2 separate regions of the Homo sapiens genome follow, and region 2 is linked to region 1. Evidence: read pairs that join two places in POLR2A ChIA-PET (ENCODE). Cell type or tissue: PC-3. All regions are shown on one strand. Links, peaks and the distances in the headings refer to the core of each region. The heading gives the core; the rest is flanking DNA.

Region 1 (15,721 bases), core at 8,850-11,349:
CTTAACAGCCTTTAAACATGTGCAACATTTCTCTAAGCAAATTGGTTCCTTAATATGGTAAAATGTGCAGCACCCAAGGGGAAATACTGGTGATCTCATTGCCCAAAACTGATGGAGTCACAGCACTGTATTCCTGAAAAGTACTCATATTTTCCACTTTGATAAAATCAGAAGCAAATATGAGAGTCAGTAGGTTTTGACATCCATTGTTCATTCTCACTTAACTTTTCTTCCTATATAGCAGAGCACAGTGGTTTAATTCATAGCTTATGGGATTTTTTTAATATAAACCATTCAAATTTTTTCTATATTAATCAGTGGTTTCTAAAGATCCACAGGGATAAATAAACTCTGCAAGCTGGCAGAGGTTTCTTGTGGCACAACCACTGGTAGTTATAAACAGTAAACAAAACATAGTAACCATTTTAAGCACAAGAGATTGCTGTATCACACAGGGCATAAATCATTAGCTTAATAATTTCAGCAGCAGTGTCTCCAAAGCAAAATTAAGCCAACAGTTCCCCCTGTGGCAATAATGAAGTACTGTAATTGTAAAAGAAAAAAAACAAAACAAGAGAAGGCATGATTATACCTCAGCAATGATTGAAAATCCAAGTTCAATAAATAACTATAGGAATCTCATCTCTGCTGCTCTTTGGAGAGGTGGGAAAGGGCTTGCCTCCAACCCCCATGTCCATTCTTGTAGGCAATTTGACATGCACAAGCGCACTTTCCCTTAAGCCCCCACAATTCACATGTGCTGTAGGTAGGGCATGAAAGTGATGACTTATAACAACTGAGAAGATGACAAATTTCTCTCAGCTGTATAGGCGGACATTATTCAGAGAATTAAAGAGCCGAAAGAGTGCTAGGCCCAAGACAGTCCAATGTTGAGCTGGGCCATAAAACCTGGATACATGTCTTCCTCATGAATTTGCCAAGTGTCAAAGTTCGTTTTTTAAAAACTGGCTAAAAATTTGGTGATTTGGGGTAAGTGCTATGGAACATTATCAGATAAAAGGAGTTCAGGGAGACCATCTTGATTCCTCTGCTGTGTCGAGTCAATACTATAGAATCTTCATTTTTACTCTTTAGTCATCCATTTTATAAAATCAATATAGTCTTATTATTATCTCTCTTTTTAAAAAAAGCTTTGAGTGGACACAGTATCTCTTTGAATTTTCTCAATAATCCTATGTATTTAAAGTAGCATTTTACCTTTTAAAACATACCCTATTTTTGACTACCTATTATGAACACATCTATCTCCTCAGAATGTATTTCATCTAAAAACTCTATGATTTAGTAAAGCAGAAGGTATATTATTTGCACAAAGCTAACTACCAGCTTGATTATCTTATTAGTGGATTGAGGAATGATTTGATTTGATAATACAGGGATACAGATTAAACTAGATTGTGTAGCGTCAGTGCCACTTTTACAGGATGGGCAGACCCCAGGCACCTAAGAAATAATCAACAAATGTCAATTTCCCCATTTCCTTTCTCTCTCTCTTTCTCTCTTTCTCTCTTTCTTTCTTTCTTTCTCTCTTTTTTGACACAGAATTTCACTCTGTTACCCAGGCCAGAGTACAGTGGCGTGATTTCGGCTCACTACAACTTCTGCTGCCTGGGTTTAAGCGATTCTTTTGCCTCAGCCTCCCGAGTAGCTGGGATTATAGATGCCTGCCACCACGCCTGGCTAATTTTTGTAGTTTTAGTAGAGACGGGGTTTTACCCTCTTGGCTAGGCTGGTCTTGAACTCTTGACCTCGTGATCCACCCGCCTTGGCCTCCCAAAGTGCTGGGATTACAAGTGTGAGCCACCTCACCTGGCCAATTTCCCCATTTTCATTGTGCTTTGTTTTTAAGTATGACACTCAGGCAAAATCATCTTAAAGACTCCAATGTCTATGCTTATTAGGTTAAATTGTAGATATATATTTGGATATAAATACTCTCCTTTATTAATCTGAAATAAGAAAATTAGATGGGAAATGGCCTTCTCTGCACCTATAAGAAAAGACTTTTCTCCATGAACAAAATAAATTATTACATCTTTCAGCTCTCTGTAAAAAAAGACACATCTAGCATTATATATAATCACAATGCTATGCATCGTAAGTGTGGCATGGAAGTAATTTTGCAAACAAAGTCATGAATAGTGGATCTAATTTATGGTCAAAGAAAGGTTAAAGCTGCATCCTAAGTAAACATATAAGGGAAATGTGGTTTGTCTTTATTGCTGCTCTTTCCTCCCTTCTCCTTGCCATTTTCTTTCCTTAACTCCTTTTTGCTCCACCTTACCTGTCCAAAATGGTATTTATTAATGTCATCATTCACATTTAAATTTGGTGTCCTCCAAAGTTTCCTCATACTTGTGATCAGGACAAAGCCAACGATAATAGGATATAAGCAGTCATGTGTTGTTTAATGATGGAGAAAATTCTGTGAAACGCATTGTTAGGCGATTTCGTCCTCCTGCAAACATCATAAAGTGTACTTACAGAAACCTAGATTGTATAGCCTGCAACATACTTAGGCTATATGGTATAGCCTATTGCTCTGAGTCTACAAACCTGTATAGCATGTTATTACACTGAATACTTTAGGCAATTGTGACACGATGGTATTTGTGTATCTAAACATAGAAAGGGTACAGTAAAAATACAGTATTATGATCTTATGGGACCATTGTCTTATATGTGGTTAGTCAATGACTGAAATGTCCTTATTTGGTGCAGGACAGTATTTGGATGTTAGGCTTATCAGACATATGATTTGAAATATGTTCTGGCATTCTATGGGTGCAACTAGTAAATTTTGACAAGGATTCAGCTTGGGAGATCCTTTTGACCTGTTAGAGTACAGCATTGGCAATCTATCTTGACTAATTGACTTTAGGTAGATTCATTCTTAGCCTATTCTTCCACTTGGTGCCAATTATATCTTGTATATATTTGTACCTCTGGGTACCTGGAGTGGGGATTTTTATAATCACGATTTTTAAAAATATATATGATATATATATACACACATATAAAATATACATGTATACATATAGCTTATATATACTTTATATGTATAGTATATATATAAAGAAATCTTACAATGCATTAATAAAAAGACAAATAGCCAATTCAAAAATGGACAAGGAATTTGAATAGACATTTTTACAAAGATATACAAATAGCCAACATGTACATGAAAATATGTTCCACATCATTAGTCATTAAGCAAATTAAAAACCACAATCAGATGCCATTTCACACCCACTAGGAAGGCCATAATCAAGGGACAAACAATACCAAGGGTTGAGGAGGATGTGGAGAAATTTCAACTTCAATACATTGCAACCAGGATTGTAAATGTTGCACCTGCTTTTGGAAAAGTTTGGCAAATCTTCAAAAAGTTAAACACAGAGTTACCATATGACCCAACAGTTCCATTCCTAGCAATATACCTAAGATAATTGAAAACATATATACAACAAAAACTTGTACATGGATTTTCATTCCAGCATTCTTCATAATAACCAAAAAGTAGAAACAAACTTCCATCAACTGCTGAATGGATAAATAAAATATGATACATCCATATAATGGAATAAAATTCATAAAAAGAAATTTAGCACTAATACATGCTGTAATATGAATGGACTTTGAAAACATTATTAATATGGTTTGGCTGTGTCCCCACCCAAATCTCATCCTGAATTCCCACATGTTGTGGGAGGAACCCTTTGGGAGATAACTGAATCATGGGAGCAGGTCTTCCCATGCTGTTCTCATGATAGCAGATAAATCTCACAAGATCTGACGGTATTATAAGGTGGAGTTTCCCTGAACAAGCTCTCTCTTTTGCCTATTGCCATCCATGTAAGACGTGACTGCTCCTCCTTGCCTTCTGCCATGATTGTGAGGCCTCCCCAGCCACTTGGAACTGTAACTCCATAAAACCTCTTCTTTTTTAAATTGTCCAGTCTCAGGTATGTCTTTATCAGCAGCATGAAAACTGACTAATGCTGTAAATTGGTACCAGTAGAGTGGGGCACTGCTGAAAAGATACCCCAAAATGTGGAAGCGACTTTGGAACTGGGTAACAGGCAGAGGTTGGAACAGTTTGGAGGGCTCAGAAGAAGATAGAAAAATGTGGGAAAGTTTGGAACACCCTGGAGACTTGTTGAATGGCTTTGCCCAAAATGTTGCTAATGATATGGACAATGAAATCCAAGCTGAGATGGTCTCAGATGGAGATGAGGAACTTGTTGGGAACTGGAGCAAAGGTGACTCTTCTTATGTTTTAGCAAAGAGAGTGGTGGCATTTTGCCCTTGACCTAGAGATCTGTGGAACTTTGAACTTGAGAGAGATGATTTAGAGTATCTGTCGGAAAAAATTTCTAAGCAGTAAAACATTCAAGAGGCAACTGGGGTGCTGTCAAAGTCATTCAGTTTTATAAGGGAAGGAGAGCATAAAAGTTTGGAAAATTTGTATCCTGACAATGCGATAGAAAAGAAAATCCCATTTTCTGAGAAGAAATTCAAGTTGGCTACAGAAATTTACATAAGTAATAAGGAGGCAAATATTAATCCCCAAGACAATGGGGAAAATGTCTCCAGGCACGACAGAGGTCTTCGTGGCAGCCTCTCCCACACAGGCCCAGTGGCCTAGGTGGAAAGAATGGTTTCCTGGGCTGGGCCCGGGGTCCCCATGCTGTGTGCACCCTAGGGACTTGGTGCTCTGTGTCTCTGCTGCTCCAGCCATTGCTAAAAAGGGCCAACATAGAGCTTGGGCTATGGCTTCAGAGGGTGAAAGCCTTAAGCCTTGGCAGCTTCCATGTGGTGTTGAGCTTTCCAGTGCACAGAAGTCAAGAATTGGGGTTTGGGAACCTCAGCCTAGATTTCAGAGGACGTATGGAAATGCCTGGATGCTCAGGCAGAAGTTTGCTGCAGGGGCAGGGCCCTCATGGAGAACCTCTGCTAGGGCAGTGCAGAAGGGAAATGTGGGGTTGCAGCCCCCACACACAGTCCAGACTAGGGTACCACCTAGTGAAGCTATGAGAAGAGGGCCAACGTCCTCCAGACCCCTGAATGGTAGATTCACTGACAGCTTCCACCGTGCACCTGGAAAAGCCACAGACACTCAATGCCAGCCTGTGAAAGTAGCCAGGAAGCAGGCTGTATCCTGCAAAGCCACAAAGGTGGAGCTGCCCAAGACCATGGGAACCCACCTTTTGCATCAGCATGACCTGGATGTGAGACATGGAGTCAAAGGAGATCATTTTGGAGCTTTAAGATTTGACTGCCCTGTTGGATTTCGGACTTGCATGGGGCCTGTAGCCCCTTAGTTTTGGCCAATTTCTCCCATTTGGAATGGCTGTATTTACCGAATGCCTGTACCCCCATTGTATATAGGAAGTAATTATCTTGCTTTTGATTTTACAGACTCATAGCCAGAAGGGACTTGCCTTGTCTCAGATGAGACTTTGGACTGTGGACTTTTAAGTTAATGCTAAAATTAGTTAAGGCTTTGGGGGACTGTTGGAAAGGCATGTTTGATTTTGAAACGTGAGGACATGAGATTTGGGAGGGGCCAAGGGTGGAAAGAAATGGCTTGGCCGTGTCCCCACCGAAATCTCATCTTGAATTCCCAAATGTTGTGGGAGGGATCCAGTGGGAGGTAATTGAATTATGGAGGCAGATCTTTCCTGTGCTGTTCTCGTAATAGCAACTAAGTCTCATGAGATCTGATGGTATTATAAGGGGGAGTTTCCCTGAACAAGCTCTCTCTTTTTGCCTGCTGCCATCCATGTAAGGCATGACTTGCTATTCCTTGCTTTCCACCATGATGGTGAGGCCTCCCCAGCCACTTGGAACTGCAAGTTCATTAAACCTCTTTCTTCTTTAAATTGCCCAGTCTCGGGTATGTCTTTATCAGCAACGTGAAAACTCACTAACACAATTATACTAAATGAAAAAAGCCATACATAGAAGGCCAAATAATGTATAATTCCTTTGATATGAGAAAAATCCATAGAGAAAGAAAGTAGATTAGTAGTTGCTAGGAGATGAGGGGAGTGGACGTTGGAGTGTGACTGCTAATGAGTATAGAATTTTTGCAGGGGTAACGAAAAGGTACTGGAATTAGTAATGATGGTTGCACAACTTTGTAAATATGCTTAAAATCAAGCAATGTACACATTTTACGGTATGTGAATTAAGAATTTTATTTTATTTCAGTAGCTTTTAATGTGTAAGTGGCTTTCGGTTACAGGGATGAATTATGTAGTGGTGAATTCTGAGATTTTAGTGCATCTGTCACTGAGTAGTGTACACTGTACCCAATATGTAGTTTTTTACCCCTTGCCCACATCCCACCTTCCACCTTCCAAGTCTCCAAAGTCCATTATATCACTCTGTATGCCTTTGCATACACATACTTTAGCTCCCATTTATAAGTAAGAGTATACAATAATTGGTTTTCCATTCCTGAGTTACTTGAGTTACTTCACTTTGAATAGTGGCCTCCAGCTCCATCCAAGTTGTTGCAAAAGACATATTCATTTCTTTTTATGGCTGAGTAGTATTCCTTGACATTTTCATTATCCACTCATTGGTCAATGGCATTTAGGTTGGTTCCATATCTATGCAATTGCAAATTGGGCTGCAATAAACATGTGTGTGCATGTGTTTTTTTCATATAGTGGCTTCTTATCCTTTGGGTAGATACCCAGTAGTGGGATTGCTGGATTGAATGGTAGATCTATTTTTAGTTCTTTTAGGAATCTCCTTGCTGCTTTCCATAAAAGTTGTAGTAATTTACATTCTCACTAGAAGTGTATAAGATCACAATTTTTAAAGCATTTTTAAAAATACTAGTTGCCATTTCCATGTCTCAACCCATCTAGACCAAAACTAGCAATTCCCTCTTCAACCAGGTCTGATTCAATGCAAAATAAGGATTCAATTGAGTGATATCTTTATCTGTTATTGTATCTAGAAATGCCTCGTGTACCTAGTAGGTCAAAATGGTTCCTAGAAAAAGTTTCTGGATACAATCTGAGTAGTACATACCAGTGTACACAATCATCATTTTCCAATTTAACAGTCACCTTTCCAGGTACACAATCCTTTACTCTTCCTTGGCTTACTCCTCTTGATTTTTCTTCTATAAAAATGAGACATATCATGTGTCTTTTCATTTTTATTTGATTATCTATTGCCTATCTCCCTGTTTAGAATTTAAGTCCCACAGGACAGGAAAGCTGGTTTTGTTCCTTGCTGTTTTCCTATCACCTGGAACAATACTTGGTGCAGTGCCTCCCTTATGCTAAATGACGAGTTAATGGGTGCAGCACACCAGCATGGCACATGTATACATACGTAACTAACCTGCACATTGTACACATGTACCCTAAAACTTAAAGTATAATAATAATAATAAAAAATAGAGTTATCCAATAATTAAAGCCAAGAGTGTCAAGTTCTCCCCTGAGCCCTCTCACTTCTGATAGGGACTTGCACATATTCCTGTGGCCTCTGAAACTGAGCTCTTATACATGCCTGGCCCTCTGCGCTCTAAATGTCAGTGTTCCCACCTTCATCTTCTGCTTTCTGTATCCGCTTCACTCAAAGATCTCGTCAAGTGTTTCCGAAAGCCTAGAAATGTAACCCTTATTCCCAACTGAAATGTATGCTGGATAGTTTGGCTTGGGAATCTAGGCTCTAACCTGGAAATAAATTCTGATTATGAGTGCTGTAGTGGCCAAATCAAAGGCTAAAGGTCTTTCTCTTATCTACTACTGTTCATTCCAAATGCATATTTTGGCCAAACCAAATATTCTAGGGATATGCAAGTCACAGCCTGTGGCCTCAGGAAAACTAGTCATAGAGATCTCTGAAAAAAAGAAATCTGTCACCTCATTTCTGAGGGTGTACTTATTTTCCCTGTGTTTGACCTTAAGATTTACTTTTAATTATCACATTGTACAGGCCTATGTTGAACTATTCCAAATAATTCCATTCATTTATAGCTGCTTTCCTATATTTCTGCTGACATTATGTACTGGATAAACCCACTTAATTGACTTTCAGACAATAGGCTTAAAGTACTAGATAACATTCATATTTAAAAATGAATTATTCAACCATTTATAATGTATCATATCTGATTCTATCACTAGAATCTAACAATTTGAAACCCTGATATGGTTCTTAGGGCCCCTAAGGCACTAAGACGAATTACTACTCCCCACCTTTACATAAGCTCTTTGTAGATTGAATATGCAGAGCTCTTTGAAGGCTTAGTTTTATTTAAGCCTCCATTTCCAGGATGATTTCAACTGAATAAAAATATCTGGGCTGGGGGAGTGTGGGAAGACTATTTGCCTTATCCCCACATACCCCTAGTGATGGCCCTGATGACAACACACATCGGGATGTTTTGAACCATCCTGATGATTGATTTGATTTTTCCACTCCTCACCTAGACTTTTGGCATTGCCTAGACAGAGCTATAGCACTTTGGGCTGTAGTCAGCCACTTGCTTCCAGCTGCATGTTTTGCTCCACACTCTGCTTCACCTTTCTTCTTGGCTACAGTCACCCTTGACTCCATATGTTTTTCTCCATGTGTCATCCCAGCCTAACTGAGCACAAAGTCTCTAGCTGTTCCCTGTCCAAGACACACATCTTCCTTGAATCTTGCTCAGTAACAAGTCAGTGTGTTTAATCAATCCTTTATAGCTTTACAAGATATAGCAATGGCTAAAATTGGTGTGGTTAGAAAAGCCCACCCTCCTAGTTCAGAAATCAATAAGCATTTACTCTGTGTTTCCTTTATGTTTAGCGTGCAACCAGATCTGGAGAACCTAAGTTATGAATTTCCACTCCCTAATCTTACCTCTGACCAGGGCAAACTATCTGTGGAACAAATCAATTCCATTTAGCAGATGCTGTATTTCTTGAGAGGCAGAGTGCTAAGATACCTCAGGGATTACAAAGATAAATAGCATACATTCCCTATGCTCAGACCATTTTCACAATACACAGAAGTAAGATTGTAAATTATGAAACTGTGGGATTAAAGAAATGTTCATGCCAAATTTGAACTGATGAGAAATACAATTTATATAATTCTTGCAAAATAGCATAATTTGAAAACATAGTTAATTGCAAACTGTGTTTATGTTATTGTCATCACCCACGCCACTAGGAAAATGAAACACAAACTCTCCTTTGTCAGTATTAGGAGAACCATTATCGATTACTTTTTGTATCAGAATTTCTGAAAGTGAGTCTTGGTTTTAGAATCTAAGCAAGCACTCTTATTATCATTTCTAATCTTGTTTTTCATATCCTTGCACAGTGTTACTCAAGTTCATTAAATGGTGCTGCTAAAGTTAGTGCTGAGAAAAAAAGAATAAAGTTAATAACTGGAATAGACATATGATGTGATAAAGCACTATGAAGAAAAGCAAACAACCACCAATATTAATGTAGGAAAGAGTCCTCAGCAAAATAATAAAGAAAATGTAAAAAGCAATTTCAAAGCAAATATATACTAAATATATACTAAAGAATTAGAAATTCTTAAGTTCCAAAAATGCATTCCCCCTTTGGGAAAATTTGTTTTGAATTATTTGAGTTTTAAGTTATGCAGAGTATCCAGGAATAACACTTCTCTCATATGAAAAGCAAGTGCCCTGCACTTAAATTTTATTTCCCACAGCTCTACCTTACAATCCCTGCAGTTTAGTTAGAAAAGTCTCTTTATTATTCCACACATCCTCTGCCAAGGAAACCAGTATTATTCCTTTCACTATTTCTTTTATTATGCTCTTCTTCCTGTTTTAAATATCTTCACTCTTCCTACCCACTAATCCAAATATATGGCCTAGTTTCAAAGGCCCACTCAAGCGCCACTTCATCTGCAAAGCTGTACCTGACTTAGTAGAGTCACAGGATTTTATACTTGGAATAACTCTTAGAGATTATCTAGTTCAAATATTTTCCAACTGTGCAACATAGAGACACTTAGAAGGCTTTTGAAAGAGAGTTAGAAATGGGAAGGGAAGTAAAGTGAGCAACAGAGTTCTGGAGCTCTCACCTACTTTAATCCAGCACTGCTTTCATCATTTTAATTATTTACCTTTCCCAGAAAGACATTGTTTGAACAAAAGTTTCCAGAGCTTTAGATCATAAAAATCCACAGTTCAACATGATGAATGAAGAAACTAAGGCTGAGTTGAATATTTTATCCTGATTCACAAACAATCTAGCAAACTAAGCTAAAACCCTAGGATCTCTGGACTGCCAGCCCAGCTACATTGATATCCCTATTTTGTTTATCACCAAAATAATTACAATTTCCTATTGATGATTCTATAGTGTCTTTTGTTATTTACACATATGTGTCTTGTCTAATACACTGAGTGTGGCTGTTCCATGGCTGGGTGTAATTTATGCTCTTCCACTCTTCTCTGAGCAGAGAACTGGGTTCACAGTATGATTGCTGACTTTTCTTCCCAGGATAGACATTCTTGATTCATATATAAAATTAGACACGCCAGTACTTAGACAATCAACTCCATGTATTGACTGAAATAACATAAACTGCATCCTTCACAGAAACTATTTATTAATGTTGACATTAATGGTAGTCAGTACAGCTACATTTTTCATAAAAATTAATATTTCTGCCTCATTTGTATTTTTTCCCTCATGTATACAAACCTAGGCTTCATCATTTAAACTCCTTGTTCTAAATGACATCTGGTTTTTAACCCTTTAATCTGCTTTTTGGGTAGCTTTCACTATTGCAACGAGACATTTTAACAAGAAAAACTAACCCTTTATTATTTTTTTAAAAAAATCCCTAATTCTTGATCTTTGTAAGTTCTTCCTGTAGCTGCTTCTTTCTTCTGATACATTTCTTGTAGGGGTACACTGCACTTGCTACCTTTGTTTCCTCCCCTCCCAGCTCCATATTTGGGTACTATATGATCTACTTCTTAAAAGTGGTAATGTCGACCATTGTGGAAGACAGTATGGCAATTCCTCAAAGGTCTAGAACCAAAAATACCATTTGACCCAGCAATCCCATTACTGAGTATATACCCAGAGGAATATAAATCATTCTATTACAAAGATACATGCGCATGTGTGTTCGTTGCAGCACTGTTCACAATAGCAAACACATGAAATCAACCCAAATGCCCATCAATGATACACTAGATAAAGAAAATGTGGTACAGCTACATCTTGGAATACTATGCAGTCATAAAAAGGAATGAGATCATTTCCTTTGCAGGGACATGGATGGAGCTGGAAGCCATTATCCTCAGCAAACAAATACAGGAACAGAAAAACCAAACACCGCATGTTCCCACTTATAAGTGGGAGCTGAACAATGAGATCACATGGACACAGGGAGGGGAACAACACACACTGGGGCCTGTTGGGGGAAAGCAGGAGGAAGAACATTAGGAAAAATAGCTAATGCATGCTGGGCTTAATACCTAGGTGATAGGTTAATAGGTGCAACAAACCACCATGGCACACGTATACCTATGTAACAAACCTGCACATCCTACACCTGCACATGTACTTCAGAACTTAAAATTGAAATTAAAACAAGTGGTAATGACCTTTTATTTGTAATTTAAATTACCTTTTAATACTTTATCTTTCCTATTCCTCTATGCTTTCTTTATTTCATTCACTCCCATAAATATTTGACTGTCAAATCTACTTTTCTAGGAGTCTCTTCTCATCAACCCTTTTAGACCAGGGCAAGAGAAGTCCCCTTCTAGACTCCAAGCTTTAGACATTTGCTCTATCTCCCATCCTCCCCCTCCAGGGCCAGTTGTCTCCCAGCTCACACTATCCCTTCTGATTCAGATGCTGGGTACCTGGGACCATCATAATTCCTATTCACATTCTCTATCTCGTTGAATCTACTTCCAGGGCCTAGTGGCTTCTTGACTTCAGGACTATACTTCCAAACATCCAGTGTATCCCAAGATCCAAGTGGTGACAAAGGAGTGGTTGTTTGTGAGAAGCAGGGATGAAGTGGAGATATCATCATGTTCACATTCCTTCCCTGCCCCTATCCCTGCCCCATTTTCTATAGAATAGAAAACAAATTTCTTCTCATAGTTTCAAGATCTTCATAATGGCTTCACATAGCTCCTAAGCCTGGGATTTCCATGTGTGACCCTGAGGCCTGTGCATGGATAGGGCTAGCGGGAAGGAGGGTAAAGTGGGAGGAGAAGAGGTCCTTTCTGAGTTACTGCCACTATATTTTATCATGGAACTGTAATTCGAACTTGGCCTTTGAGGTTGATATGAAAGCATGTTTGTCATGGTAGGAGGTTAGATATTTTATTTAACAGTTTGTGGCTTGATTTATAACTTTTAAATATTTAACATATGGTACACAGTCCTCCATTTGCAGTCTTGTCTTAGGACCTACAAATCTTAGAGAAAGAGCTGGGTCTTTTCTCTCTAAGGCCAGATTAATTTCTGAGTTCCTATTGGTCTTCTCTTTAAGGGTGCCTCATTTGCATATCTAACTTAAAATATCAAAAGCTGAGTTGATATTCTCCTCCTCATCTTAAAGCTACTTGCCTATGTTTGTGTCTTCCCTTAGTTAATGCCATCACTATCCACTCAGTCTCTAGCTATAGGTCTTGGAGTCATTCTCAACTTTTCTCTTCCCTAACCCTCAGCATTTAATCAGAGATAAAATATATTCTATGTCTGAAATATCTTGACTCCATCTTCTCCTTTCAAGCCCCATCTCTCAGCTGATTCATTTTAATAGCCATTTTACTACCCTCTTCCTTTCCCTCCTTAATTCACTGTCCACATTTCCACCAGCATTGTTATGTTCACATTCCCCTCCTATCCCTGATCCCTGCCCCATTTTCTATAGAAAACAAATTCTTATTCATAGTTTCAAAGTCTCCACAATATAACCAGAGCCTACCCTCACAATCTTGCTTACTTCCCACAATCATTCTTATCTCTTCTTTTTCACACTCATCTACACAGCCATACATGCCTGCACTATAATCTAGACGATACAGATTTGTTAGATACTTGTTAATCCCAGACTATTTGAACATTTATAAACTTGTCAGAAACTTTCACATGCATGTACTTTTACCTAAGCCACCGCTTCTGTCTGGACCATTCTCTCCTTATTTACATTTCTGTAAAAATGCGATTAACTACACTATTGCCGTTTACTCTGTGAAGTCTTCCACAATTACTCCACCAAAATCACTGTCTTCCATGATTACCTAACATTTGTTTATGCCAATATTATTCTACTTAAAAATGATGGCCTATAGCCATGTTATAAATGAATGCCTCTCTAGCTCTTAAATATAAATTTATTGTATGCAGGGACTAATCTCTACTCATTTTTGTATATTATTTGTGCCTCGTGTATTGTCCCAGAGTAGGTGCTTTGTAAATGTTTGTTTAATTTCTGAGTGAAATTTTAAAAGAGATCAGCTTTAATTAAAAAAAAAAAGAAAGCATACAACATATTTCCCTAAAGGGGGCTATCAGGATTTCTTTGTTCTATTCTAGCCCACTCTGCAACCTTCATTTATTTTATCATACAATTCTAAGATGTCTCTCTCCAAAATGGGTTTAACATCCCTTCTAAAAGCTGCAGTGGTATATCTGCAAAACCTGTCAAGAAGCCCTGATGAAAGGCAATGCCGAATTGCAAGCATTATTACAAAGACAGGTGTGGTGTTCAATTCAAAACCAGCCACCTGTGCGTCCTCCGTTTTCAGAGATGACTCGCACATGTTCATCACAGATTCCCCAAGTCACTTATCGCCTGTGCACTCCTTAGAGGGAGACCATCTGGAATTGCAGAGTTTTCTATTCTTAAGCTCTTTTAATTTTTCAATCACCTGCCCTGACATAAGACGGGTTCATTTTCTGTTTATAGTATGTCTCATGGGCAGTTTATGGATCTGTTTCTGGCATTTTCCCTCCAATCATCTTGGGAATCACAGCATGAAGGTGGTGGGCAGGGGGGTAGGAGGAATCCAGGTTAGACTGTTTAATTTTCTGTTACGGGATTTCTGTATCGTTTTGGGTTTTGGAACTGGTAATGCCAAAATGCTGCTTCTTTACTCAGTATACAGGCAAAGGCAAACCATTTAAGTCTACCAAACATCTGGATAATAGTGACAGTATTAACAAATTACTTGACAATTCAGAAGTGATTTTCATGTATATTATCTAATTTAATTCTCATTACAATCCTGTGAAGTACATTTCCTGTTACAGATAAAAAAACAATGGTTCATTTTTGTTTTCTTTTGCAAGATCACAGAAATAATAAGAGCTAGGAAGTAAGTTTTCTGAATCTAAATCCCATGATCTTTAGTAGAGTATAACATATAGGGAATAGCCAAATAATTAAGAAACAAATATCAGCTATATTTCAGATAAGCAATCTATTATTTACAGAATTAAGAGTTACATATAACATAGTAAAGTCTCATTCATATGTAATAAAATGTGCTTGTAAAAACATAAAGGTCAATTAGAAAAAGGGTCAAAATTGCAATATTTTAAGACAGTTTTAGTACTAGTAAACATGGTGTGTATGATAAACTAAAAAGTAAATGGACAAGAAGTAAAATACCAGTGAGATTATGCTGGGTCAGATCCAAAGCCAGCACGGCACCGGGTTTCTTGCCTAAGGTCCATGGTGACCACTCCTTGGCTATTGCCAATGTTCACTCAAGGCCCAAGCACTCTTTATTCAGCTGGTGGCAAATCCAGCCAGGCTTGTGTTTTTCCCTTCAGTATGACGAGCTCCCCCTAAGCCCAAGACAAGTCCTAAAATGTCATCTGGGAGCCAGGACCTGGAATCAGGATCCTTAGGAATTTACTTGGTGCTGTATTCTACTATGGCTGAGCTGGCAATCAAGTGCAAGATTAAGCCCTTTATTTTCTTTGTTCTCCTTTCCTCAAGCAGATGGATGCTCTCCCTGTGGTCACCGACACCCCAGGCCTGAGGCAAGTACTGAGACAAGTACTGCCTGGCTACCACCAATGTTCACTCAAGGCCCAATGGCTGCTCAGTCAGCTTATGGTAAATGTTGCCAGTCCTGTGTTTCTGTCTTCAAAGAAGTGGGCTCCCCTCTGGCCCAGGGTGGGTTCAAAAATGCCATCCAGGAGGCAAGGCCTGGAACAAAAGAAGCCCGTTGTTTTTTTTGTTTGTTTGTTTTTTACTGACCTGATACCCAAGATGCAAGACAAACTCGTCTTTACTCTTCCCTCTCCTTTCCTCAAGCAGGAGTCTCTCTGCGTGGCCACCACAGCTGGGAATATACTAGGTCACACCTGAAACCAACACAGCATTGGGTGTCACCCAAGGCCTGTGGTGAGTACTTCCTTGTTACCACTCATGTTTTTTCAAGGCTCAAATGCTGTTTAGTCAGCAGGTGATGTATCCTGCAAGTACAGGGTCTTTCCCTTCAATGCAGAGGGTTCCTTTCTGGCCCAGGGTGTGTCTAGAAATGTCATTTGGAAGTTAGGGCCTAAAATAGGGGCCTCAGGAATTTGTCTGGTGGCCTATTATACTGTAGTTGAGCTGGTATCCAAGTTGCAAGACAATGTCCTCTTTACTCTCTTCCCTCTTCTCTCTTCAAGTGGGAAGAAGGAGCTGTGAGCTGCGCTTCCTG
Region 2 (15,721 bases), core at 8,468-10,967, 52 kb after region 1:
CAGCAATGTGAATAATATGTACTGAACAATCCATAGTCAACAATTTCACAGAAGTCATATATATAAAAAAAGGAGGCAAGATTACATCTAATTCATTTTATTTTCTAAAAAGTTTATTTAACAAATACTTCTATTGCACTTAGTTTGTTCCACACACTGTGCATTATGCATCTCATAATGATATTATGAGATACATAAAGTATCCCTATGAGATCTAAAAGTATCCCTATTTTCAGGTGGGCAAAGTGAAATACAGATTGGATACTTGTCCAGATCTCCCATAGCTAGTGCATAGCAGGTGAACAGCTGGCACTAGAGCTCATTATTGAAACCTCTACTTTTTGGTGCTTTCCTGGAGAAAGAATATTTTGATAGGGATGACAGCATTTTAGATAGATTTCAGTAGTGCTATATAGAATAGGCATATGCCAAGACAGATGACAAAGAGGAATAAATGAGTTTTTGAAAGTAAAATGTTACATGGAGAAATAATACTTTGAGCAAAGACTACAGAGAAGAATTAACAAAAATATTTAATTTTTAACCAATATTTACTAAAAACCTAGAAATAGCAATAAAACTGGTGGACCAGTTGAAAATCTAGCTTGCAGACATTTTTTTTTTTTCACCAAGAAAAGTGTTTTTAGTGTGCATGATTTTAAGCAATACATGCCTTTCTGGTTGTTGCAAGCTCATCACTCTTGACAGGTTTACAAGGGGCAGGGTTGCTTCACACATTTATGTCATCTGCCTAGCCTTTGAAAGTATTAGGATTCTCAGTCCCTCTACCAAGAAGACAATTAAATATTGGGAATGGAGAGAAATAAGATCCAGTCCTTGTGTTTGAATAGCTCACTCACATTCATTCATTCTTCAATTCACCAAATATGTTTTAAGTGTCTAATATATGCAGGATCCAAGCAGGTATAGGACTATACGATGAACAGAACCAATAGTCTTTGCTTACATGTAGCTTTCTAGCAGGAGAAGCAAATAAAGCTTATTAATTTTATGATTAACTATGAAGTTACACTGCTACTAATTGTCATAAAGGATAAATTTAATTGTTGAGAAGATATAAACATATAATTAAAATTTAGAGAGATAACCAATAATAGTAATAATTATATGGCACTGAGAGAGCATAGAAGAGGGACATCAAACTGAAACTGTAAGTTCAGGGATAAAGGAAGGGTAGGTGGAGTCAGGGAGGAAATTTCAGAGAAGCAATCCATCTTAAACAAAGTATTAACATAAGAAAGAAGGAAGAGATCATAGTTTCTATTGTTATTTCTCCATAAAGTCTTTGGAGACATTTATGGAAAATAATGATTTCCTACTTTATTTTATTTTCCTGACATATAGGTGTGTCCCAATTTTAATATTCCACTCATTTCTATATGAATCTGAAAGTGTGTGCAACTAAATGTGCACTGATGGCACCACCCTTGCACCATCTGTTTCTGATTAGGTAATCCAGGCTCTGCCTGGATGAATGACTTAGCATGACTCTGCAGCCTGAATTTTTTTAAAGAAGCCTGATAATTTTATGACACAAACAAGTTATAGAAAATAAAGCTAATTCATATCCTATAGAGCAAAAAATACATATCTTTACCAGTGAAAAGAAAGGCTAAATGACATGCAAACTGCATCTGACAGCTGGATTTTAGATTCCGTACTTATTTTAAAACTAAGAGCATGCTCTTTGATAAGTAAAACCTGAGTTCGCATTTTCTGATTTTCTGAGGGCTCTTCCTGTAGAGCATTTTCTTTCAGCAGGCTCCTTTGTTCGTTTTTATGAGTTAAATCCAAGTCGCAAATAAATGGATCTGTCATCATTTCTCAGAATGTGTTGTTTTCAACATGACCTGCTGATTTTCCCAAGTGCTATCTGTTATTGCGGAGTCATGGTAGCATGGCCCATCAACCCCTTTTGCTTGCTTTTTGGCCACTGAATCCCTTGCCTTTCCTTTGACCTCCACCCAAGTATATAGCCTTGCATCACTCTTTTCTCCAGATGTCTCTACTTTTTTTGATTCAAGTCCAAGGTATTTTAACTTGAATTTCTTGACTTCTCCCAAGAATAAGAACAGCTGCTGGAAAAAAGCCCAGGCTTACACAGTGAAATCTGGGTAGCAGAACTCCCTCACGTGCACAGCAACTTCACTGTCATATTCTTGAAAAAAGCCCCTCTAATTTTTTTTTCACTCCCATGGTGCTGTTGAAAAAAATCAAATGAGATCAAATAGGTAAAATTGCTTATATACTAAAATAAAGTGGAAAGATAAAAAATAAAGATAGTTATTTTTATAGACGGGAGATAACTTTATTATGGCTTTTTCTTTATTTGAAATAGTTTTATTAATCTGGTAAACAATAAATTGAACAAATGACTTGTTAGATTATGATGTAGACCTACCAATTGATTAATGACAGCTACTTCATCTACGTCAAGGCTTGCCTTATGTATCATCTCCTCCAGGAACCAACTGTGAATCTTAATCCTCAATTGGCTGCTGCACATTAGAATCAGCAGGGGAGCTTTTTAAGATCTTGATGTCCAGGCCACACATCTCAGAACAATACATTAGAAATTCTGGAAGTGGGAGCCAGGCATTAGTATTTTTAAGGCATCTCAAGGGATTCTAGTGTGTGGCCAAGGATGAGAATCGTTGATCTATGTTCCTAAACACCATGTGTGCACCCCAAAACTGTCCACATGTCCATCTCTCCTCCTGGACTGGATTCCTCAGACACAAGAATCACGGCCTTTTGATTTACTTTATTTCACTTTATGTCAAGTTTAAACCCTAGCACAATGACTACTACACAATAAGTGTTCAATAAATGTTGAATTAAGTGGAAGAGAATTGTACACTGCTCCACATTCCCCTGGATCATTTTTCTTATTATACTGATCAGAAAAAAAGGCTAAAAAGTAGTTGAGAAATGATGATTGGGTAAAAGTTGAACTTTTGTTTGTTTTGAATATTTAAACTGTTGGCTGTGAATTTTAGAAGATAGTTGGAAAAAAAACTACTTAAATTTCATCTCTAAGAACAACTTTTTCTTATGCAGTGTTTAACTTTTAGAGTGAAAGTCACTGAACTGAAAACTGGGTGGTCAATTTATTAACAAATTTCAACAATTTTGAAATAAATTTATTAGAATTCTTTAAAGATAATTTTCTTTTGGTATTCTAAAACACTGCTCCTTGTACTTTATTATGCTTAAGAATAATTTTGCAAGTTTATTACAAACTGCAAAGTACTAGGGATTACTACTAGAATTTCAGAATCAGGAGGTCTGGAGTGAAACAAAGACATTTGTGTAGGTAGGTATTTTTTTTTCTATGCCTAAAGCATGTGTTATTTTCTACACACTATTCCAAGTTCCAACTAATGTGCTGGGAAAATATAATTAAATATTATCATTTAAAAAATAAAATGGCACTATGAAAATACTACATTAATATCAGACTACTTTTTATGGTAAAATATTTTCAAGATCAATATTCTAAATCACATTAGGGGCTTTATTTTATATTAAATAAATATAAGACATGGTCGTTCAGATGCTCAAATCATGTTGTGGACCACACAAGATTAAATTAACACAGTCAAAATTAGTTAGATCTCTCCCACTTTTAAAATCATTTTCCTTCATGCCAAGGCTCTTGCTATTATATAATCTGATTCGTTCCCAGCTCAAACTGGCTGCTAGTATCATCCATCCTGCAGAGCAATTATCAAATATGCTAGGATTCTTAGTTGTGATAACAGAATTCACTCTACCTTCTTTAGGAAGAAAGGATTTTGTTACAAGATTTGGGTGGCTCACAGAGTCATCGTGAGGCTGAGGAAACAGACATTAGGCTAAGTTCCGGGAATGACTCCCAGAATCACACTCCCAACTGGCCCACCAAGGAAGCTGATGCCTCTGCCAAAATAAGGAAGTTTGAGATTCAGAAAGCTGTGATTACAGCTCTGCCACAGTCCACTCCGAGAAAGGAAGGCATCGTATCTTTCAGTTTTGTCTGCCTGATTCAGTTTCTAAGCAAAGTCTTCCCCAGGTGTATTTTATTTATAGAAACCAAATTAAATGTTTGTTTCAGGAGAAAGGGATTCTTCCTTGGAAAGTGTGATTTACACTGTAGGGAACTATACAAATGTAGAAGATGGTGGTCCAAAGATATTGGATAGCTGATGCCCACTGTACCTAGTTATTACAATATTTTGCGTCTTGATACATGCTTAAATAACTTTCTGTTTCTTGAGTGTCCTGAAATTAAGCATAAAAGTTTCTAGGTATTTTCTGAAGCATTTCGGCTGCTTCAAAATCAATAATTGCAAAATTTTAAATTTCACTTGGGCTGTTTATTTGCCCTTGGAGATGTGCATATTCCGGTTTTGAATGGGTAACAAAATAGATTTTGATAGAAATGTTTAAGCCAGAGGCTCCACGTATATGCAGCTTAGACAGGTACTTCATCTTTGAAAGTAAATAGATTTTTTTCTCATTTTGTAAATTGAGAGTACATTAAAATGTTTAATTTGGGGGAAGAAGTATGGGACAAAAAAATTATCCATGGGTCAGGATGGAGATAGAATAGCCAATGAAGTCTTTTTTCTTTAGTTTTATAATGCATATCTATAGCAAAAAGGACAAAATGTGACATGCTTGCCAATATTACCCTATAGTTACCTAGCACACAACTGTGATCCATAATAATAAACAAAGAAAGAAAGAAAACACTCCAAAAAAAGGCCATTTGCTTTGGTTTAGACAAAGCCACCTGACATTTGGGATGAAGGTCAATTACAGTAACAGACAAAATGCAGCCAAATTTGACAATTTTGTAAAACAGCATGGGTTTCCTTTAAATAAGAAGGGAGGAGGCCTGAAATTAATACTGAGCTTAGCTCATTGCCTCTCTCTAGTGTGAATTATCTAGTACAAATACAGTGCATGTGAAGAGCTTCTCAGAGTCCATTATCACTTGCTATTGGAATCTCTGCATGTGCGCTCGATGAAAACTTTCCAAATCATCTCGTGAAACCCAATCTGCTTGAACTCCATTTTTGGTGATAGGTTTCTATTTCTTTATTGCATCACCTGGTCAAGGCTGTGAAGCTGCCAAAAATCTTTATTCTCAGTGAACTCGGTCTTCCTATCTGGGAACATAAGTAGCTCCTTTGCTCTCACCTAGCAGACCGAGACTTTTTATGTCTACTGACCCCCTTGTTCCAAATATATTCTTTGATTTTATTCAGATGCAGAAAAAAAATAAGTGATAGCTTAAGGGTCAATACCTTATTAGGAACTAACAGAGCCATGCCTTGCACTTACAAAAAGACACTAATGTCAGTCTAGGGTATCTATCACCCAATAAATAGGAGGATTGTCATGTGGATTTGGGAGAAAGGTGGACACACATATAAAGGCTACCTCTCTCCATTTACATGTGAGGTTGGCAGTGTTTACAAAACAACACAGGTAAATTAATTGCCTTTTCAAAGAGTCATAAGCCACATCTTGTTAGAAACAACAATTCATAAAGGAGTAAATTGGCATTCCCTTATATCTACTTCTATGCCCATTGTCATTGAGTCAATTTAAACCATTACTATGTAACCTATCTTAAGGAAAAAAGTCTCCTGATGAGATTACAAGTTTCCAGATCGGTCCTCCATATTACCACCAGAGTCATCGTCCAAAAGAAAAATTATGTTTGGTTACTTCACTTCCAAAAATTCTTCAAGGATCCTCAGTTACCTAAGGGATAAAGACCAGACTTCTCAGCGAGACATAGAAAACTCACTGATTAGATACAACTACAACCTATTCAGCTATGGACCCCGAAGATTTTCACTCAGAAGACAATCATACCAAGGTTTTTTTGTTTGATTTGTTTTTGTTTTTTTGTTTTTGAGAGAGTCTTGGTCTGTTGCACAGCCTGGAGTGCAGTGGCAAGATCTTGGCTCACTGCAACCTCGTTTCCCAGGTTCAAATGATTCTCATGCCTCAGCCTCCAGAGTGGCTGGGACTACCGATGTGCACCACCATGCCTGGCTAACTTTTGTATTTTTAGTAGGATGGGGTTTCACCATGTTGGCCAGGCTGGTCTCAAATTCCTGGCCTCAAGTGATCTATCCGCCTCAGCCTCCCAAAGTGCCAGGATTAGAAGCGTGAGCCACTGTGCCCAGCCCATACCAAGGTTTGGAACAGATTCTGCCTGAGTCAGTTAAACTCTTTGGGAAGATCAGGCAGTAGAGTCCAGTTTTCCTGCCCTTAGACTGGTCATTGTTATGCTGTGTGTTAACCCTTAGCATGTATAAGCCCACCAAGATTCAGCCGTCTCACTGACTTTTCAATGTTTGTCTAATTCTTATATGTTTAGGCTTTAATTTCCTTGTTCACCCTCCACTTCTAACACCAGGATTCTAGCTCTGTACTGAAAGTTAGCCTGCTTGAACAGGTTTGTAGCATGCTACATAACTAGAGTAACAGTCATATCACTGGACCTTCACAGCTGGCTGGAGATCTGACCCAACTTAAATGGTCACTTACATGAGATGAGACTTTGTTATCACCATCATCTTGAGACTCCTACAGCTGTGTTGTATGCAATAGGTCAGAACTTTAGCACATCAGTGCCAATCCAAATAGCGCCAAATGAGCCATCTGAAGCCAGTGTATGCTGAAGTTAATTGTCCTAATCCTAGCCCTACTCTTCTAGGATTACTGCATCTTTAACCAGTTTGTACCTAACAGGACCCAACATACCTTTGGCATATTCCACATAAGTTACTGTTCTACAGTCTAGACACTGATTCTTAAATGCAACATGATGCTCTTTTTACATCCACCCTGACCCATGTTATTTGCTCCTCTTAGGCTTTCCTTACCTTCGTCCAATCATCCAACTTATATCTTTTAAATGCTACTCCTATGAAGTCCTCATTAAAATCCTAAAGCTTTCTCCTACTTGGAGCATGCCTCGAGCATACAACTTCTCAGACTGCATTGCTACTGTTTCATCCACAAAAGACTGAGACCTCCTCAAGATCTAGCTTAGCCCTTAACAGCTCCTTCCTCACTCACAGCTGAGACCATATGTGCCCTATAAAAATGTCCCTGGGGCTACTCCAACATTTCATGGAGTTTATCCAGAATCCACTCCCACTCTTTAGTCCAAATCCCTTGTTTTAGTCTAATACTCACTTGCCTTAGTTCCAAATGCCTTATTCCTGAATAAACTGATAGTTTCTGCCCTCTCTGCCTTGCCTCTTAAGGTTGACCCTTAAACTGTCTCCCTGGCTTTTAATTTCAATTGCATCCTTGGATCTACTTGAGCTCCTTGCTCGTACATGCTCTGGCCAGAAACACACAGTTTGTGTCCAACCGAGTCTCTAGGGACTCTGAGTTAGGTTCTATTTGTCAAGGCAGTGAGTTTTGACAAAATAAATAAATATATTTGAGGTTTATAAAGTTTTTCCTAGTGAAAGAGAACAATGGCCTCTTCTTCATTAGGAGCAGTTACTGGTTTATGTTTTGAAAAGTAGAGTGTAAGATATCTGCTCTGCAACACATGATTCCTAGCCAGGGAAAGGGTTCCACAGATGAAACCCGAAGTGACATAATGTAAAAATGAAGACCACTTCAGATATTAATTTACTCAGTGAAAAAGATGACCACAATAGGAACAGTCATGGAAATACCTTAATCATCACTTCATTCCTCATCCCTCCCCCTTCTTTATAGTGACCTTTCCAAGTTCCACACACATGTCATGGTCTTCTCACACTGTTGCACCTACTATAAACTCTACCAATAATACCCTCCCCTCTGTTTTTCCCCTCATCATATTTTTGTCTTTCAGATTTGGGTAAATATCATTAACTGTAGGAAGTCTTTTTTGACTTCCTAATTGCACACAGTGCTCCTCTCATTAAAGATAATTTTTGTTAGTTTGTTTGCAACTCCCACAAGACTTTAAATTCAATTAGGACAGGGAATGTGAGTTTAGATAGTTGAGCAGATGGTACAGCATGCAGTCGTTAGTTCATGTTGAATATATATTTGTTAAGCGAATGAATGGACAAAAGTAATTGCTATCACTTATATATGATGTAGCCGTACACAGGAGACATGACAATATGTATGTACACGGAGCTGATTCAGACTAGATGTGTTCTCTATGGTGGGATAATAATGGGAAGGTGGGGGAGGATAGGAAAAGGCATTGAACCAGTAAAGACACTAAGTTCAGACACTGATGAGTGGCAGATGTCATGACCAGAAGAAATTTTTGGTATCAAAAACTATAGCTGAGATAACAGAAGATATCTCTGTTGGCAGATGGGAGCCTGGTAAAAAGAAGATTTAGATCAGAAAATGTTCATTAATACAGGCAAGCAAGTAACTTTAGAGGGATCTTAGAAGAAGTCATTACCATGACTAAGAAGGATTGATATAAGAAGTGTAAGAATTGTTTAATATTGAAAAATCTAAATAATATAATCTATCACATTAATAGACTTAAAGAGAAAAATCACATAATTATCTCCATAGATGCTGAAAAAGCCTTTAATAACATCCAATAACAATAGAAAATGAATAATAAAACTAAAACAATAAAATAATTCAGTCATACAGCAGAATATAAGATAAACATTAAAGCCTGTACATAAATAAGAAGCAGGTAGAAGATATAATAGAAGAGAAAATTCCATTAATGCTTTCATAAAAATGAGTAAAATCCTGAGGGATAAACTTACAAGAAATGTGTGAAGCTGACATGAAGGAAGTTACAGTAGTCCTCGCTTATGCATGGAAACTACATTCCAACAACCCCAGTGGATGTCTGAAACTGCAGATAGTACTAAACCCTACATGTACTATGCACAGATTTCTTTTTTCTTCTATGTAAGATTTCTTTTTCCTCTTCATGATTTCATGGATAGAAGTTTTAGATGTGGTATTCAATATTTTTCTTTCCTTAAGTCAAAGATTTCAGCTTTTCACTTAAAAACAACACTTTCTGGATTCTCCTTTTGGCATCTCTGAATTGCCAATATCATTACTTTTTTGCTTTGAGGCAGTTATTAAATCAAATAAAGGTTACTTGAACACACAGGTATCGCGATATCATAACAACTGATTTGATAACCAAGATGGCTACTATGTGACTCCTTGGCAGGTAGTGTAGACAGTGTGGATATGCTGGAAACAGGCTGATTCACATCCCAGGCAAGATGGTGTGTAACGGCATCACACTATTCAGAACAACACACAATTTAAATTAAATTTATGAATTGTTTATTTCTGGAATTTTTTATTTAATATTTTTAGATTACAATTGACCTTGGGTAACTGAAGCCACGGAAAGCAAAACGGTGGATAAGGGGCAACTACTGTATAAAACACTTCTGAAAAACCAAAAGTAGACATGAACAAATGGAAGTACACCTCAACATCATCAATTGTATCAGCTGTCCCAAAGTTATTTATAAATTAAATATATTCCTAATAAAATACCAAGGAGCTTTTTCCCTGAGCTAGGCAAGGTGATAACAAAATTCATATAAAAAAATAAATAAACAGCCAGGCACAGTGGCTCATACCTGTAATCCCCACACTTTGGGAGGCCAAGGGGGAAGGATTTCTTGAAGCCAGGAGTTTGAGACCAACCTGGGCGACATATTGAGACCCTGTTTCTGTAAAAAAAATTAAAAAGTAGCCATGTGCAGTGGCTCATGCCTGTAATTCCAGCACTTTAGGACACTGAAGTGGGATAATCACTTGAGCCCAGGAAGTCAAGACTGCAATGAATGAGTAATGATCATGTCACTGCACTCCAGCCTTGGCAACAAAGCGAGACCCTGTCTCAAAAAATAAAAATTAAATAGACCAAAAGGGAAAGCCAGAAAAAATATTTTTTAAAGAGATATAAGAAAGTACTAACCATACCAGATATTAGAACATACTAAAAAACCTCTTTAACAGCATTATCCAGTGGACCTTTTGTGATGATGGAACTTTTTGTATCTGCACTGTCCAATAAAATAGCCACATGTGGCTAAATGAACACTTAAAATATACCTAGTGCAACTAAACAACTGAAGTTTTAATTTTATTTCATTATAATAAATTTAAATTTCAGTAACCACATGTGGCTAAGACCTACTATATTAAATAAGCATAACTTTGCAATTAAGTATGGAATTGATGCAAGAATAAGCAGACCAGTTAAGTAGAATATTAGGTCTAAAACTAGATTCTCTCTCACACACACACACCTATAAAAAATTCATTCACACTATAAACAAAATCTTCCCATGTGCCAGATATGCTGGAAGTAATTAGGACAGAAAAGTGGATAAGAACTAATAAATTCACAATCCATGATGAACAATGATGGAAAATAACGGAGGGTGTTATAAGTGCTCACGAGAAGTCACTGATTCCTCCCTGCTGCTCTATATACTTTACCCAGACTCACCAATTTCAACATATACACACACACACACACACGTACATATACATATGTACACATACACATACATATGTACATGTATATGTGTGTGTGTGTATATATATACATGCTATGTAAAAGATGTTATCAATGGGACAAAGAAGACCTCCTTAATAAATGGTGCTGGAACAACTAGGTAATCATTTAGTAAAAGATAAAACTAGATGTATTCCTTGCACCATTACCAAGAATAAACTACAAATGTTACCAGCAATCTAAATGTAATAAATGAAATCATGCAAGTACTAAAAGGAAACACGAGTGAATTCTTCCTTATTAACCTTGATATAGAGCCAAACTTTATAACTATGCTCCCCAAATCTAGATGCAATAAAAGGAAAGATTGATAAATTTAACTATATAAAAAAAAATTAAAAAGCTTTTGAATGGCAAAACAAATTGAACAAACAAAAAATTACCATAAGTAAACTCAAAGATAAATGGAAAACAGAAAAAAATTACTGCAACAAATATGAAAGAAAAATGCTAATATTCCTAATATGTAAAAAGCTTTGAAAATTGAGAAAAAAGATTTTAAAATCCTGTTGAAAATGAGCAAAAGCATAAAGATATAGTTAACCAAGTGGTCCCTACATGTAAAGCTTATTCTACTCACAGAAGTAGAAATGTACACTAAAGCTCGCTGAGATAACTTTTCTTATCCATCATATTGGCAAAACCTCAAAAGCATATAAATACACTACTGGCAAGATTCTTTCATATGTTGCTGAAAGGAAGGCAAAATGGCCTAACTCTTATGGAAGGGCAGATTTGGCAATATTTAACAAAACTGTGTATGTATTTATCTTTTCATGCAGCCATTCCACTTCCTGGGATTTACCCTGAACAATATGAAAATACATGCAAGGGGTTATTCATTACCTCATTATTTGTAATTGCAAAATATTGGAAACTACCTAAATATCCAGGCATAGGAGATTGGTTAAATATACTATGTTACATGCACACAATACAATAGTATAGTATTATGTAGCTATAAAAGAAAATGAAGAAGAATTCACTGAAGCAGTAGGGAGTTACTTCCATAATATATCAAAGGAAAATAGCAAAGCATAAAAGTATATATTGTATCAATTGTACATTTTCTGAATTTGACCATTTGAGTGTGGTTATGTGAGAAATGTTCTTTGAAAATAATACACAGATTATTAAAGAGTAAAGGGAAATAATATATGCAATCTATTCACAAGTAGTTCAGGAAATGTAGGGAGAAAAAGCAAGCAAGAAAAACAAATGTAACAAAATGTTGAAATTGGTGAATTTGGGTAAAGTATATAAAGAGCAGCAGACAGGAATCAGTGACTTCTCTTGAGTACTTATACAACACTCTGTTATTTTCCATCATTTTTCACCATGAATTGTGAGTTTATTAATCTTTTTTTTTTTTTTGAGATAAGGTCTTGCTCTATCACCCAGGCTGGAGTGCAGTGGAGCATTCTCAGCTCACTGCAACCTCCTCCTCTGGGTTCAAGTGATTCTCGTGCCTCAGCCTCCCGAGTAGCTGTGATTACAGGTGCACACCACCACACCTGGCTAATTTTTGTATTCTTAGCAGAGACGGAGTTTCACATGTGGGCCAGGCTGGTCTCTAACTCCTGGCCTCAAGTGATCTACCTGCCTTGGCCTCTCAAACTGTTGGGAAACAGGCGTGGGCCACTGTGCCTAGCTGAGTTTATTAATTCTTATTCACTTTTGTCCTCATTACTTCCAGCAGGATCTGGCACATGGGTAGATTTCAAGTATAGTGTGAATGAATTAATTAATGAATTTTTTAAAGAACGAGAAAAGTGATTGTATGAATTGGTTTCTCCAGGAAATGTATCTTAGAGGAGGTAAATCTTAAATGCGTTTTTAAAATTTCTAAAACTGTGTCAGGGTGGAACAGAGGGTGAATATGAGCAGAGGGAACAACTTAAATAAGGCACAGAAACAGCTGTGAGTGCAATAGGGCTGGAGACAGTCAGGATCATTATGACAGAAACAGAGGCTTTAGAATGAAATTACTGGGAAATAAGTTTGGATAGCTGATGAAGAGAATCAGACTGTAGAGACACTTCAAATCGAGGCAGGAAGTTTGGGGAGGCACTAGAAACTCCCACTGGGCTCTTAGGAAACAAACATCCAGATAGCCACCATACATGGTTCCTCCTGATGACCTATTTGCACAGAAAAAAACAGGCCAATGATGAGGATTTTCGTCATTTCCCTGTCTTGTGTTGGTCACTGATTTTTGTCAGTGAGGCAGGCTTCCCAATGCCCAGTTATTCCTTTTGAATTTTGAGATAGGAATCTAGACAGATGGCACCTTAGTTTGACCTTGCCGTTATATAACCACAAGAAAAAGTTACTGTAGTTTTTTTTTTTTTTTTTTAAAATCTGTTACACTAACTGCATTATTTCATGCTCTGGAAGTTTTACTTTGGTGAAAAAATATGAAAAAAAAAGATTACCTTAAATAAGTTTTAACTTTAAGGTACAGAAAATGAAGAATGTCAGCTCCCATGATTAACTATCCTAGGCATGGCTTATGCTCTATGAGGTGCCAAAACTTGATGTGAATAACATTAAATGCTTCAAGATGTGCAAGCACATATATTCTCAAATGGGCAGAAGTGATTATTGTGAACATAGGCAAACTTTAGTTGAAGGATATGCATAATTGCTTTATTACACAGGGTGTACCAGGTCTACATGTATTTATTCATTAATTTTGTATTTTTTTCTGAAATGATCAGCATTAATTCCTAGTAACTGCATTTCTATAAGACATTCATAATATAAGAATATAACTATAATATACAGACAATAATCAGATTGAATTTAACACTAAATGACATAGAGCAGAATGAAGAATTTTTTAGAACTTAGCAAAATGCTACCCTTTCTTCTGGCTGGCCCAGGCAGGGAAGAAAGAAGGTGACTGGAATTCAGAAAATAAAATGACAATTTCTTTTTTCATTAGATGCCTATTTGTTAGCAAAAGAAGTACTTATTTTAAGCATTATTCAAAAAACACATCCTCAAAATATTAATAAACATCTCTTTAAAAATTCCTATATATACAGTTGTCTTCATGCCAATGCATTTGCAAATTAGTTTAATTATATAGGCACTCATTAACACATATTTATTATAAATCAAGAAGCTGCCAAATACTGCTTTGTGACCTGGGGATATAAACAGGGAGAAAAAAAGGCAAAGACAAAAATCTCTGTCCTCAGGGCTTATATTCTCGTAGGGAGAGATAGACATTGAACATCATAACTAAGTCTAAAATACAGTGTGCTGAAGGTGACAAAGAGTATCAAAAAAAGTTAAGCAGGTGAGGATAGGAAGTGTTGAGTGGGTAGTGTAACCACCAAATGTGTAAGTCTTGCCTGCTGCCCAGATATAGCCTATTTATCAAGATAGGAATTGCACAGAGAAAGAGTTTAATACACATACAGTCTGCTAAACAGGAGACTGGAGTTTTATTATGACTCAAATCAGCTGACCCAACAATCGAGTGGTTAGGGTTTTTCAAGAACAATTTGGCGGGTAAGAGGATAGGGAATGGGTGCTGCTGGTTGGTTGGAGATGCAATCATAGGGGTGTGGAAAAGAGTCATTGTGCACTGAGTCCCCTTGTGGGTGGGGGCCACAGAGGAGTCACTAGTCTGGATGGAACCATCTGGTTGTCAAAAAGGCAGAAGCCTGAAAAAACATCTTAAAAGGCCAATTTTAGGTTCTACAATAGTGATGTTATTTATAGGAGTAATTGAAGAAGTTGCGAATCTTGTGACCTCTGGAATAACAGCTGGTAATTATTTAACTACATCTACATCTTAGCAGAATTCAGGCCCCTCTCATCCTCCTAACCTGGTGGCCTTTCATTAGTTTTACAAAGGCAGTTTAGTTTGAGGAGGGGCTATTATTATTTAAACTATAAATTTCTCCCAAAGTTACTTGGGCCCATGCCTAGGAATGACAAAGGGCAGTTTGAAGATTAAAAGTAAGATGGAGTTGGTTAGGTTAGATCACTTTCACCATCGTAATTTCCTCACTGTTGTAATTTTTGCAAAACTGATTTCAGTAGCAATTTTAATTAAGGTTTTTGGGAAAGTCTAACTAAAAAGATATTTGAGGAAAGAGCTGAAAGATGTGAAAGAGTGAGCCATGTGGAAGAGTGGACAGGAATACAGCAAGCTCCAAGTAGCTCCTGGTGTGTCAAAGGAGCACCTAGGAGGGTAGTGTGGCTGGAACACTTACTAGGGACTTAGAAACAGGAGGCATGTCTCAGAAGGCCACAAAACGACATGGTGGATCCTCATGTCATTATCCCCTAGACCCAGGACTTACTTACCACAGAAAATCTGTCTAAGGACAGGCAGCATTTATGGTAAGTATACGTTTATGATAATATCAAAGTTGTTTTGACCTAAGGACAGGATTTGCAGTAAGCATGTGAAAGTAGAAATCTAAGAGGCATTCTCAGAATTGCAGTTCATCAGAAGTCAACATGGCAGATTAGCATCCAGGATGGAGGTACTTCAACCTCCACAAACTCCATGTAAGATGAACTCAAAGTGACCCACACCAGGACATATAATGAAGCTTTAGAAAGACAAATGCAAAGAGAGAATTTTGAAAGCACCAAAAGAAAAGCAATTCATCACATAGAAGGGAACCTCAATAACATTATTGGGTTTCTCATAAGAAAATTTGGAGGCCAGGAGCCATCAGGCTGATATATTCAAAGTAGTAAAAGAAAAAAAAAATCTGTCAACCAAGAATCCTGTATTTTGCAACACTATCCTTCAAAAATAAAGGACTAGTTTTAAAATATCCAGATAAACACAGACCTGCCCTGCAAATGTTTAAGGGAAATGTTCAAGGGAGTCCTACAGGGTGAAATAAAAAGACACTAGACAGGATCAGGCACAGTGGCTCACACCTGTCATCCCAACACTTTGGGAAGCCAAGGCAGGCAGATTATGAGGTCAAGAGATCGAGACCATCCTGGCCAACATGGTGAAACCCCATCTCTACTAAAAATACAAAAATTATCTGGGCATGGTGCCATGCACCTATAGTCCCAGCTACTCGGGAGAATTACTTGAACCCAGGAGGCGGAGGTTGCAGTGAGCCGAGATCGCACCACTGTACTCCACCCTGGTGACAA

The links. Peaks named below come from ENCODE experiments on the same cell type or tissue, not always from the same donor. Only the 100,000 strongest peaks of a DNase experiment are listed, where the experiment ranks them.
Region 2: POLR2A ChIA-PET joins it to region 1 with 5 read pairs; 3 of 35 experiments call an interaction of 5 or more read pairs at or near these places.

Annotation. Positions count from the first base shown.
Region 1 is chr1:219,066,722-219,082,442 of GRCh38, forward strand. It overlaps LYPLAL1-DT (LYPLAL1 divergent transcript), which reads right to left. Exons shown (of 5, transcript NR_038845.1): 5 at 14,252-15,222. Among named protein-coding and RNA genes, the nearest start is that of LYPLAL1-DT, 99 kb to the right of the region's middle. RefSeq lists a silencer at 15,510-15,579. In PC-3, for the core only: no CTCF peak of the experiment used is centred there; no DNase peak of the experiment used is centred there.
Region 2 is chr1:219,119,334-219,135,054 of GRCh38, forward strand. The region is part of intron 3 of LYPLAL1-DT (LYPLAL1 divergent transcript); the gene reads right to left. Among named protein-coding and RNA genes, the nearest start is that of LYPLAL1-DT, 47 kb to the right of the region's middle. In PC-3, for the core only: no CTCF peak of the experiment used is centred there; a DNase peak (open chromatin) is centred at 9,828.